2 separate regions of the Homo sapiens genome follow, and region 1 is linked to region 2. A link is an interaction called in ENCODE POLR2A ChIA-PET data of the cell type or tissue named here. Cell type or tissue: MCF 10A. All regions are shown on one strand. Links, peaks and the distances in the headings refer to the core of each region. The heading gives the core; the rest is flanking DNA.

Region 1 (5,620 bases), core at 335-5,334, 150 kb after region 2:
GCAGACATTTACATACCTAAAGGTGCTAACCTAGAAGTCTAGAATAGGAGGAGAATGTTGGTCTGCCTAATATCAATTTGGAGAAGAGATAATGAAAATAGGGGAGCTTGGCCCAGCGCAGTGGCTCACGCCTGTAATCCCAGCACTTTGGGAGGCCGAGGTGGGTGGATCGCAAGGTCAGGAGATCAAGACCATCCTGGCTAACACGGTGAAACCCCACCTCTACTAAAAAAATACAAAAAATTAGCCGGGCATGGTGGCACGTGCCTGTAGTCCCAGCTACTCGGGAGGCTGAGGCAGGAAAATCGCTTGAACCCGGGAGGCGGAGGTAGCAGTGAGCCAAGATCGCGCCACTGCATTCCAGCCTGGGCAACAGAGCAAGACTCCATCTCAAAAAAAAAAAAAAAGAAAAGAAAGAAAATAGGGTAGCTTGCTTGCTTTCTCTCCCTTCCTCCCTCCCTCCCTCCCTTCTTTCCCTTCTTCCTTCCTTCCTTCCTCCTTCCCTCCCTCCCTTCCGCCTCCCTCCCTCCCTCCTTCCTTCCTTCCTTCCCTTAAGACTGCTCTGATCCAAGTCCAGTTAGCTTTGAGGTTATTGTATATCACGTCAAAATAGACTTGATCTTGGTGGGTGGGATGGCTTTCTTGGTAATGGCTATGGGCTTAATGAAGGGAAACTAAGTCATCCGAGCATCTATTGTGATTTAGGCACTATCAGGCACTCTGTGCAGTGTTATGTAGTCCCCCCAGCAGTCCGACAAGGGACTTATATTATCCCCACTTAGAACTGAGAACAGTTAAGGCCGGGCGCAGTGGCTCACGCCTGTAATCTCAGCACTTTGGGAGGCTAAGGTGGGCAGATCACCTGAGGTCAGGAGTTCAAGACCAGCCTGACCAATGTGGTGAAACCCTGTCTCTACTAAAAATATAAAAATTGACTGGGTGTGGCGGTGGGCACCTGTAATCCCAGCTACTTGGGAGGCTGAGACAGGAGAATTGCTTGAACCTGGGAGGTGGAGGTTTCAGTGAGTCGAGGTTGCACCATTGCACTCCAATCTAGGCGACAAGAGTGAATCTCCATCTCAAAGGAAAAAAAAAAGAAAACAGTTAAATGGTTTCCATAAGATTATAAAGCTAGGATAGGAGTTTGAATCTGGCTGCTTCTGATACCCAGCACCATTTTAGTGCCTTTGTGCATTCAATGATTGGCAAGAGACCAAGGAAACCTAGGCTAGAACAGTTCCCAAAGGCTATATGCAGTGTGGAAATATCTGTGAAGTGCTGAGAATCTGATGGAGTTTAGTATTAAGTGCCACTGGACAAGGCATTAGAAAACCTGGCCTCTGGCGGAGCACAGTGGCTCACGCCTGTAACCCCAGCACTTTGGGAGGCTGAGGTGGGCAGATCACCTGAGGTCAGGAGTTCGAGACCAGCCTGGCCAAGATGGAGAAACCCCGTCTCCACTAAAAATAAAAAAATTAGCCAGGTGTAGTGGTAGGCGCCTGTAATCCCAGCTACTCGGGAGGCTGACGCAGAGAAATGCTTGAACCCGAGAGGTGGAGGTTGCAGTGAGCCACAATCGCGCCACTGCACTCCAGCCTGGGCAACAGAGTAAGACTCTGTCTCGAAAAAAAAAAAAAAAAGAAAGAAAACCTGGCTTCTGATCTCTACTCTGCCTGCCTCCATCTGTGATCTTGAGTCACTGAGTTTCTCTGGACCTCTGTTCTCTTGACTGTATAATTAGAGGAATAAATCAGCTTATTTATTTTATTCATTCATGTTTCATGCATTATACAGTAAGGACCTTGAAGTCTCATGAAGTCATAGATAAGTGAATGGAGAATTAAAATACAACACTAAGTCGGGCGCAGTGGCTCATGCCTGTAATCCCAGCACTTTGGGAGGCCGAGGCAGGCAGATCACGAGGTCAGGAGTTCGAGACCAGCCTGAACAACATGGTGAAACCCCGTCTCTACTAAAAATACAAAAAAATTAGCCAGGCGTGGTGGCGGGTGCCTGTAATCCCAGCTACTTGGGAGGCTGAGGCAGGAGAATCGCCTGAACCTGGGAGGCAGAGGTTGCAGTGAGCCAAGATCGCGCCATTGCACTCCAGCCTGGGTGATAGAGGGAGACTCTGTCTAAAAAAAAAAACAAAAACGCTAAAACAATACACTACTCCAGATGTGCACAGGGAGTACTCCAGGTACCCAGAGGAAGAGGAGCAACTAGCTCCTTAGGGCCATCTTCCTAGCTCAGTGCATTCCACCCAGGTGGAATTTGGGGAGCTTGTTGGGGTGGGGGAGACAGCCCCAGGGGGAGATGGTAGATCAGGTTACCTCTGAGAACTGCAGTTGGTTCCCCTATAATTAAAGGGGAGAAGGTTTGGGAGGCTGAGGCAGGAGGATCTCTTGAGCCCAGGAGTTTGAGATTAGCTTGGGCAATATAGTGAGACTTCATCTCTACAAAAAGTTTTTAAAATTAAACAAGGATAGTGGTGCATGCCTGTCTTCCCAGCTACCCGGGTGGCTGAGGTGGAAAGATCACTTGAGCCGGGGAACTGGAAGTTGCAGTGAGCCAAGATCACACCACTGCGCTCCAGCCTGGGTGACAGAGCAAGACTCTGTCTCAAAAAATACATAAATAAATAAAGGAGGAAAAGGGGGGAAAAGTGAGGCCAAGCAAGAGCTAGCTTGGCAAGGGACTTAAATGCCTCATGAAAGAGCTTAGACTTTTCTCTTAAGGCTATTGGAAGGGTTTAAGCAAGATTGTCTTTGCATTTTATTAAGATCTCCTTGGCAGCATAGTAGATGGAGTCCAGGGGTGCAGACCTGGTGGTGGGAAGACTCTTTAGGAAGTGATTGCAAAAACTAACTGAGGTGAGAGATGATGATGGCCTGAACTAATGTAGTGGCAATGGGAATGAGGAGTAGAGGATAAACTTGAGAGCTCTGAAGAGATAGAAAGACTGGGATTCATTGTTATCAGTCAAAATGGCTACAGATAATTTCACAACCTCGGCTGCCACAGGTGGGCGAGGCACTGTGGTGCTCATTACAGTCACTCAGGGATCCAGGCCAAGGAGCATCTCCAGTGTGGGCTGGTAGCTGTGCAAGAGGGAAAGCTCTCTAAGGACTCACAGGACAGTTAAATGCTGCAGCCACAAAGTGACATCCCTCATTCACAACTCATAGACCAGAACTTGTCACCTGGCTACACCCAATCTCTGGGAGCCAGAAAGTTCAGCTGTGAATGAGCAACCCTGAGACTGCCCCTGTGCCTAACCGGATGTGGGGAATGAAGACGTCTGGGTTTCTGACTTAGAGAATTAGCCAGACTGGCCAGGCATGGTGGCTCACGCCTGTAATCCCAGCACTTTGGGAGGCCGAGGTGGGCGGATCACAAGGTCAGGAGATGGAGACCATCCTGGCTAACACGGTGAAACCCTGTCTGTACTAAAAATACAAAAAATTAGCCGGGCATGGTGGTGGGTACCTGTAGTCCCAGCTACTCGGGAGGCTGAGGCAGGAGAATGGTGTGAACCTGGAAGGCAGAGCTTGCAGTGAGCTGAGATAGCTGCATCCCAGCCTGGGTGACAGAGCGAGACTCCATCTCAGGAAAAAAAAAAAAAAAAAAGCATTCAGGCCGGGCACAGTGGCTTACGCCTGTAATCCTAGCATTTTGGAAGGCTGAGGCAGGCGGATTGCCTGAGGTCTGGAGACGGAGACCAGCCTGGCCAACATGGCAAAACCCCATCTCTACCAAAAATACCAAAATTAGCCAGGTGTGGTGGCAGGCGCCTGTAATCCCAGCTACTCAGGTGGCTGAGGCAGAAGAATTGCTTGAATCCGGGAGGCGGAGGTTGCAATGAGACAAGATCATGCCACTGCACTCCAGCCTGGATGACAGAGCGAAACTTTGTCTCAAAAAAAAAAAAAAAAAAAAAAAAAAAAAAGGCCGGGCAAGGTGGCTCATGCCTGTAATCCCAGCTTTTTGGGAGGCTAAGGCAGGGGGATCACGAGGTCAAGAGATCCAGACCAGCCTGGCCAACATGGCGAAACCCCTTCTCTACCAAAAATACAAAAGTTACCTGGGCGTGGTGGTGCACACCTGTAGTCCCAGCTACTTAGGAGGCTGAGGCAGGATAATCGCTTGAACCCGAGAGGCGAAGGTTGCTGTGAGCAGAGATTGTGCCACTGCACTCCAGCCTGGCAACAGAGTGAGACTCCGTCTCAAAAAAAAAAAAAAAAAGTAACATTCAGATCTAATACTATGTGTCTTTCTTGAATTTTCATATGGACTATTGTGTCAACATATGGTGTTAAAAAAAAAGTTATTAACTAAGATATTAGTGAAGCCTTCCTCACATAAGAATATCAGGCTGCTGGCCAGGTGCGGTGGCTCACACCTGTAATCCCAGCACTTTGGGCAGCCTAGGCAGGTGGATCACTTGAGGTCAGGAGTTCGAGACCAGCCTGGCCAACATGGCAAAACGCTGTCTCTACTAAAAAATACAAAAATTAGATGGGTGTGGTGGCGCATGCCTGTAGTCCCAGCTATGTGGGAGGCTGAGGCAGGAGAATTGCTTAAACCCAGGAGGCGGAGGTTGCAGTGAGCCGAGATCGCACCACTGCACTCCATCCTGGGCGACAGAGCGAGACTCCATCTCTTTAAAAAAAAAAAAAAAAAAGGGAAGAATATCAGGCTGCTGAATTCAAAATGCCAGAGATGTAAATGCCCTCCGCCTTCTTACTGCCATCCCCCAGCATGGCACATTTCAAGATATTAAGGGATGGGAGTCAGGAGGAGCTGTAATTAAGCTGATTGGAACCTATTGTGCTGCTCTGGAGCACAGACACCAAGCAGCCTTAGGGAATGAGTGCCTCAAGATCACTGGGAAATGATGTCCTCTTTTCCAGAAAATAACGTAGCAGAAATACTCAATCTATACTATTTCTCCCTTTCTTTGTTTTCCATCTCCCCTCCCCAATTTAATTGTGGTGCTTACTGTGTACCTTTAAAACTGACTTTTATCATGCATTTGTTTCTTAACAGTTGCGAGAAAGAATCAAAGCTGGCAAAGGTGTGACTTCAGCTATTGACCTGTGTCGTTACCATGGAAACAAGGCACTGGAGGCCCTGGAGAGCTTTCCTCCCTCGGAGGCCAGATCTGCTTTAGAAAACATTGTGTTTGCTGTGACCAGATTTTCATGACATCAAATTAAAAAGACACTATTGTTAGTTAGCTGAAAATCCTAGGGAATGAGGTTGATTGGGAGCGCTTTCACGATGCGTTAATGACTTTTAAAACATATGCATTTTTCCTTCCTTTTATCACATTGCTAAATGAGTTCTGCTTTCTTTTTGGAACTGCTACAAACAAAATTAGAAGAAAAAAAGGTCAAGCAGTTTTCACTTGTCACGCCAGAAGCACACTTGAGGCTGCAGTCGCAGAAATAATTAATGAGATTCGCTCCTGTGACCTCAGCAAATGGACAGGAAATAAGTCCTTATTGATTGGACCGAGCCAGGGATGGCGCCAGGGCGGTGGCCTGTGGTTTTTCCTGCTAGAGAGGACAAAGCAAGTTGGAAGCTGCAGGTGTCAAGAGAAATGCTCTCAATACCA
Region 2 (5,620 bases), core at 269-5,268:
AGTGGTAAAAGGAAGCTGGTTTCCTTTTTAAAAAAGAACCCTACTGTGGACACAGGAATTAACTAGACCAGTGAATAGGGAAGACAATAATGGTAGCAACATGCCAAGATGATTAAATGTGGAAATATATAAAGACGTGAAAGGTAATATAATACCCACAAGAAATGGGAAAAGGTCAGGTTACTTGGAAAAGTATAAAGACATTGCACAGTTTGGTCAGAATAAGTACAATAATATAGACAGCCACCCTCTCAACTGCCTGTTTAAAAAAAAAAAAAAGGCTTAAAAAGTAGAAGTGCCCCATCTGTGAGTTGGAGGTATATCAGATGAGCTTCAAGTACCCTGATTTGAATGCGTACTCTGATTTGAATGCGTAGTTTCAATCAAGTAGTTTGAATCAAGTACGCTGATTTGAATGCGTAGTTCTATCCCTTTGTGAAAAAGTTCATGTATTCTCTGAGATGAACAGGGGACATTTTCAGATATCTCTGTTTCTGATTATTATTATTTTTATCCATGCCAGGCTTTAAGGTCCTTGAGAAGGATTGTGATTGTGTTTATGGTGTAAAGGCATCACCAAGCACATCACAGGTGCTCAGAAAATATGAGGTTGTAGAACCATGTGCACATTTGGACATCCTTCTAAAGTACATTTTATTAGTTATTTGTTAAAAATGCATGTTCACAGAATGTGTGCCTACTTCAATAAGCCATATTATCTGCCTTTTCCAAAAGTGGATATATCCAGAATGCCAGAATGAGAAGTCATGGGCAGACACAGGAAAAGAGAAAGATAAGTGTGGGAGAGAAGAAGGTACAACCAAAAGTAATGTGGTCTTAGAGGTCTCTGTGAAAATCAGATCCTTATGCTTATAACTATTTGAGACCTGAAACAAAGATTTGCAAACTTAACGTCTTTTGCAAACAACACATTTTCTGAGGTGAAAGGGGCATTTTCAGATGTCACTGTTTCTGTTTATTGTGCAGAAAAAGGCAGACTTAGTAATTTGATTATAAAATTCATCTCTGATAACCTTTGTTTTGTACCTTATAGTCAGTGTTAATTGACTTTTAAAATTGCTTGTCAGATATTAGTTCAATTTTTTAAAAACCTTGTATAATAATACATCTGCATACTATATCTGAAGGACCACCAATAAATTATAATTTCTGGAACATATGCATTCCAGCATCATAAAAGGATCTGATTATTCAGTACTACCTGGTTTTATTTTGTCATTAAACAATTTTTTTGAGCAATTTACTGTATTAGTCCGTTTTCATGCTGCTGATAAAGACATACCCAAGTCTGGGCAATTTACAAAGGAAAGAGGTTTGATTGGACTTACAGTTCCACGTGGCTGGGGAAGCCTCACAATCATGGCAGAAGGCAAGGAGGAGCAAGTCACATCTTACATTGATGGCAGCAGGCAAAGAGAGAGTTTGTGCAGAGAGACTCCCATTTTTCAAAACCATCAGATCTCATGAGACTTATTCACTATCACGAGAACAGCACGGGAAAGACCTGCCCCCATGATTCAGTTACTTCCCACCAGGTCCCTCCCACAACACATGGGAATTCAAGATGAATTTGGGTGGGGACACAGCCAAACCATATCACTTACAAACAGAAAACTTATGCTTAAGTTGTTTAGTCAGTTTCTGTGGGCGGGCATCAGGAATTAGAAAAAAGATTCAAAGATAAGGATTGTACTTCTGTCACCCATATGGCCTTGGGGTACTTGTCCTCTTTGGGTAACTATCTGTATGACATTGAACAAAGTACTTAGAATTTCCAGGCATTGATTTCTACGACTGTAAAATGAGGTACCAGGTTAGATGATGGGTATCCTCAATATTCTTCTATTCTGAAAAGAGTCTTAAATTTGGATCTAGCTTAGGAAGGTCTAAATATAATGTTAAGGCCCCTCCGCACTAGACTGTAAGTTTCTGGAACCAACTTTTAATCTACTCTGTATTCCCAATGTTCTGGGGTACCTTCCACATAAGAGGTACTTAACCTTTTCTTGAATGAATAAATAAAGCTGGAGAATTAGGCCCACTTGTCCAGAAAAGCAAAAAAAAGAAGACATTAGTTATCTGTCCACACCTCTAAATAATTGGTGTAATTAGGAATAGACCATGTCTGCTGCCCAGTAGATACTTGACATTACATGAATCCCTGTTGCTTGCATAATGAATGGAATTTCCTCCTTACAACAGTCCTATGAAATAACTGTTGTTAATCCCATTTGGAAATGAGGAAACCAAGGCTTTGGAGGATGAAATAACTTGTAAGATTCTACATGTGATAGAAAATGAAGCCAGGATTCAAAATCAGAGCTTTCTTATAACAAAATTTTTCATTTAGATGAACTTAAACTCACCCTAAAGCGTAAATGACTTACGGTTCTTCCCAGAGAAAGGTTCTGATGTGAGGAGGCATGGTAAGAGCAAGAGGGCCATAGATACCTGAAGTGGAAAATGACCAAGTGCTGGAGGGGGACCGGGACTCAGAAGCCACACTTGCCACCCCTCTAGAGTTGTCCTTGATCCAAACATTGACATTACTTGAAATATTTAGCAATTTTCTTTTCAAGAAGGTATGGTGTTAATATGAAAAAAAAAGTATTTGCTGATGAAAAAAATTTATTGATTGTAGAAGCATTGTCTGGGAGTTGGGGCACCTGGATAATAGTTCTAATATCTAAAACCTATGAGACTTTAAGTTATTCAGTAGACCTTTCTGCTCTGCTGAAAGTCTAAATCAGTGATTTTTCACAGGTTTATGAAAGGGATTTCAATGACTGGTCAGGGCTGGGGGATAAAGAGGGGACTGGAGGAGCAGGAAAGTATTGCCCACCACCGAGAGGAGCATCCAGAAGTCCAGAGGACTCTGTGGTCTGTGCCAAGCCCAGGATTTCCCCACAGGAGTGCCTGTGGTCGTATAATGGATGACTCCCTGTCACCACAGGTTCAGGTATTGCTGCTTTGTGGGTGACTCACTTTTGAGCGATACTTACCAGATAGTTGGTATGTCAACTTTTCTCTAAAGATTTATTTAAATGGAAAGATGAGTTGGTTTAAAATCAGTAATAGGTAATATTTAGTAAGCACTTACTATTGAAGTTATTGTTCTAAGGACTAGATATACAGTAATTTAACCCCCATGACACTTTGACACATGTGCTATTGTTACCACCATTTTACAGATGAAACGACTGGGCACTGAGAGTAGCTGAGCACATTGATCCAGCTCACGCAGCTATTAAGTGGAATAGCTGGGATGTGAATCTAGGCAACCTGGCTCTAGAATCTGCTCTTTTAAGTTCTATGCTATGTGGTGTCTCTATACATAGATAAAAATCCTAAGAAAGGACTTAAAGGTAAAATCTAAAGAAAAGCGTTACGTATATAAGAGTACATGCGGAATATGCAGAAATGACAAAAAGTGATAAGTAAATAACTGAAGTTTGTAAATGTAGCTCTGGAGCATTGCCTCTGGCAACTCCCAGATAACCCTGAATTTCAGATTCCCTGGAGAAAGAAGCTAAGGGCCTTTGATTGGGCCTGTTGCTCAGCTCTGGGTCACTCAACCAGGGTTGGGGAGACTGAGGGTCACATAGAACAGACATGGCAGCTACTACCCACTGTATAATCTCAGTGGGGAAGGGAGAGGAAGCATTTCAAGAAAAAAGGGAATCATTATCAGGGTCCCTCAAGAAGGTGCCCACCATAATAGTCAATGGCTAAGTCTGGGCTGATGTCAGGGCATAAGTTAGAATTGTTTTTCTTTTCTGAATCCTGGACATGAAGTTTATGTCCTTGTTATTTCAGAGACTTATGGAGAAGTTATAGATGGTCAAAAAACAAATGGTTTCTCTTTTTGCTTTGAAAGTAAAATAACTCATTTAGGAGTTATCTAACACAGTTTTAAATGTCATACTCTTTGATCCTGTAATTTCACTTGTACAGATATGTCCTACAGAAATACCCTACATATGCACATGGATATATGTATGAAGATGTTCGGTGCAGCAGTGTTTACAATAATAGAGAATAGGACATGACCTAAATAGTTTTTAGTGGGGTCTGGAGAATATTGTGGTACATCCATACTATAAATAAATAACCATCATTAAAAAGAATTAGGTGGTTCCATATTTTGTGACATAGAAAAGTCTTCAAACTAAGTGAATAAAGCAAGTTGTAGTACCATATGTATAGTATGAACACATTTTTATGGAAAAATGCATAGCATTTGTTCCATGGTTGTAAATGCATAGCATTTGCTATATGTTTATAAACATATGTTAAAAACATATAGCAAAAATCTGAAAGAAAATATGCTAAGCTATAAAAGAGATAACTTCTGGGGAAGGAAGTAGAGTGGAAGGATGATGAACCTAGTGGGGACCCAGAGGAGACACTGTATCTCTGTCCAAAGAAATTGCTATGATTACACGTTTGTCCCCTCCAAAACTCATGCTGAAACTTGGTCCCCAGTGTAGCAGTGTTAGGAGATGGGCTGATGAGAGGTGATTGAATCATGGAGCTCTCATGAATGTTTTATTGTCATTATTGAGGGAGTGGGATGTTGTAAAGGGAGCCAAGCCCATTGTGCTTTCCCTCTTTAGTACTCACTCCCTTGCTCTTCTGCGATGGAATGACACAGCACAAAGGTCCTCACCATATGCCAACCCCTCAACCTTGGATTTCCCAGCATCCAGAACCATGAACTATTCTTTATAAATTACTCAGTCTGTGATACTCAATTTAGTAACAGAAAATGGACTTAGACAGAAATATAATTTTAATCTGCTAGTAGCCACACTAAAAATGTAAAAGGAAACAAATGAAATTGATTGTAATATTTTTAAACTAAAATATCATTTTAACATGTAATCAGTGTAAAGCACTTATTATTGAGATATTTTAAATTCTTTTTTTTTTTTTGGTAGTAAGTTTTTACAGCACATCTGAATTCAGACCAGCTACAATGTTTTAAGGGCTTAGTAGCTACATGCAGTTGACGGCTATCATATTGATATACTTTTATATTATTTTAATTTTTTTACAGGAAGAGCATACTCTCATATGACTTATATGATATTTTTTAAAGTAGGCCATTAAATAATTGTGATGTTTTTTAAAGACTCCCTAAGTCTTTATAGGAAATATTATCCAAGAGAGGGAAAGACATACAATCTGAATGTTAAATAGAGGAAAGATTTAATTCAGGCACTGTGGCTTATGCCTGTAATCTCAGCGTTTAGAAAGGCCGAGGCAGGAGGATGGTTTGACACCAGGAGTTTGAAACCAGCCTCGGCAACATAGTGAGACCTCATCTCTATAAAAAAAATTAGCCAGGCATGATGGCATGCACCCGTGGTCCCAGCTATTCAGGAGGCTGAGGTGGGAGGATCCTTTGAGCCCAGGAATTTGAGGCTGCAGTAGGCTATGATCACACTACTGTACCACTCCAGCCTGGGTAACAGTGTAAGACTCTGTCTCAAAAAAAAAAAAAGAGGGAAAGTTTAAAATGAGATGGCATTTCCAAATATCTTTTTAAACAATCGGATCCTACAAAATACTCTTACTACCGTGCATGATAAATTAT

What was found. Peaks named below come from ENCODE experiments on the same cell type or tissue, not always from the same donor. Only the 100,000 strongest peaks of a DNase experiment are listed, where the experiment ranks them.
Region 1: POLR2A ChIA-PET joins it to region 2 with 6 read pairs; 2 of 35 experiments call an interaction of 5 or more read pairs at or near these places.

Annotation. Positions count from the first base shown.
Region 1 is chr6:107,154,207-107,159,826 of GRCh38, reverse strand. PDSS2 (decaprenyl diphosphate synthase subunit 2) reads left to right here. Exons shown (of 8, transcript NM_020381.4): 8 at 5,050-5,620. The coding sequence ends at 5,208. Among named protein-coding and RNA genes, the nearest start is that of BEND3, 42 kb to the right of the region's middle. In MCF 10A, for the core only: no CTCF peak of the experiment used is centred there; no DNase peak of the experiment used is centred there.
Region 2 is chr6:107,302,183-107,307,802 of GRCh38, reverse strand. All of the region lies in intron 2 of PDSS2 (decaprenyl diphosphate synthase subunit 2), which reads left to right. Among named protein-coding and RNA genes, the nearest start is that of PDSS2, 150 kb to the left of the region's middle. In MCF 10A, for the core only: no CTCF peak of the experiment used is centred there; a DNase peak (open chromatin) is centred at 2,952.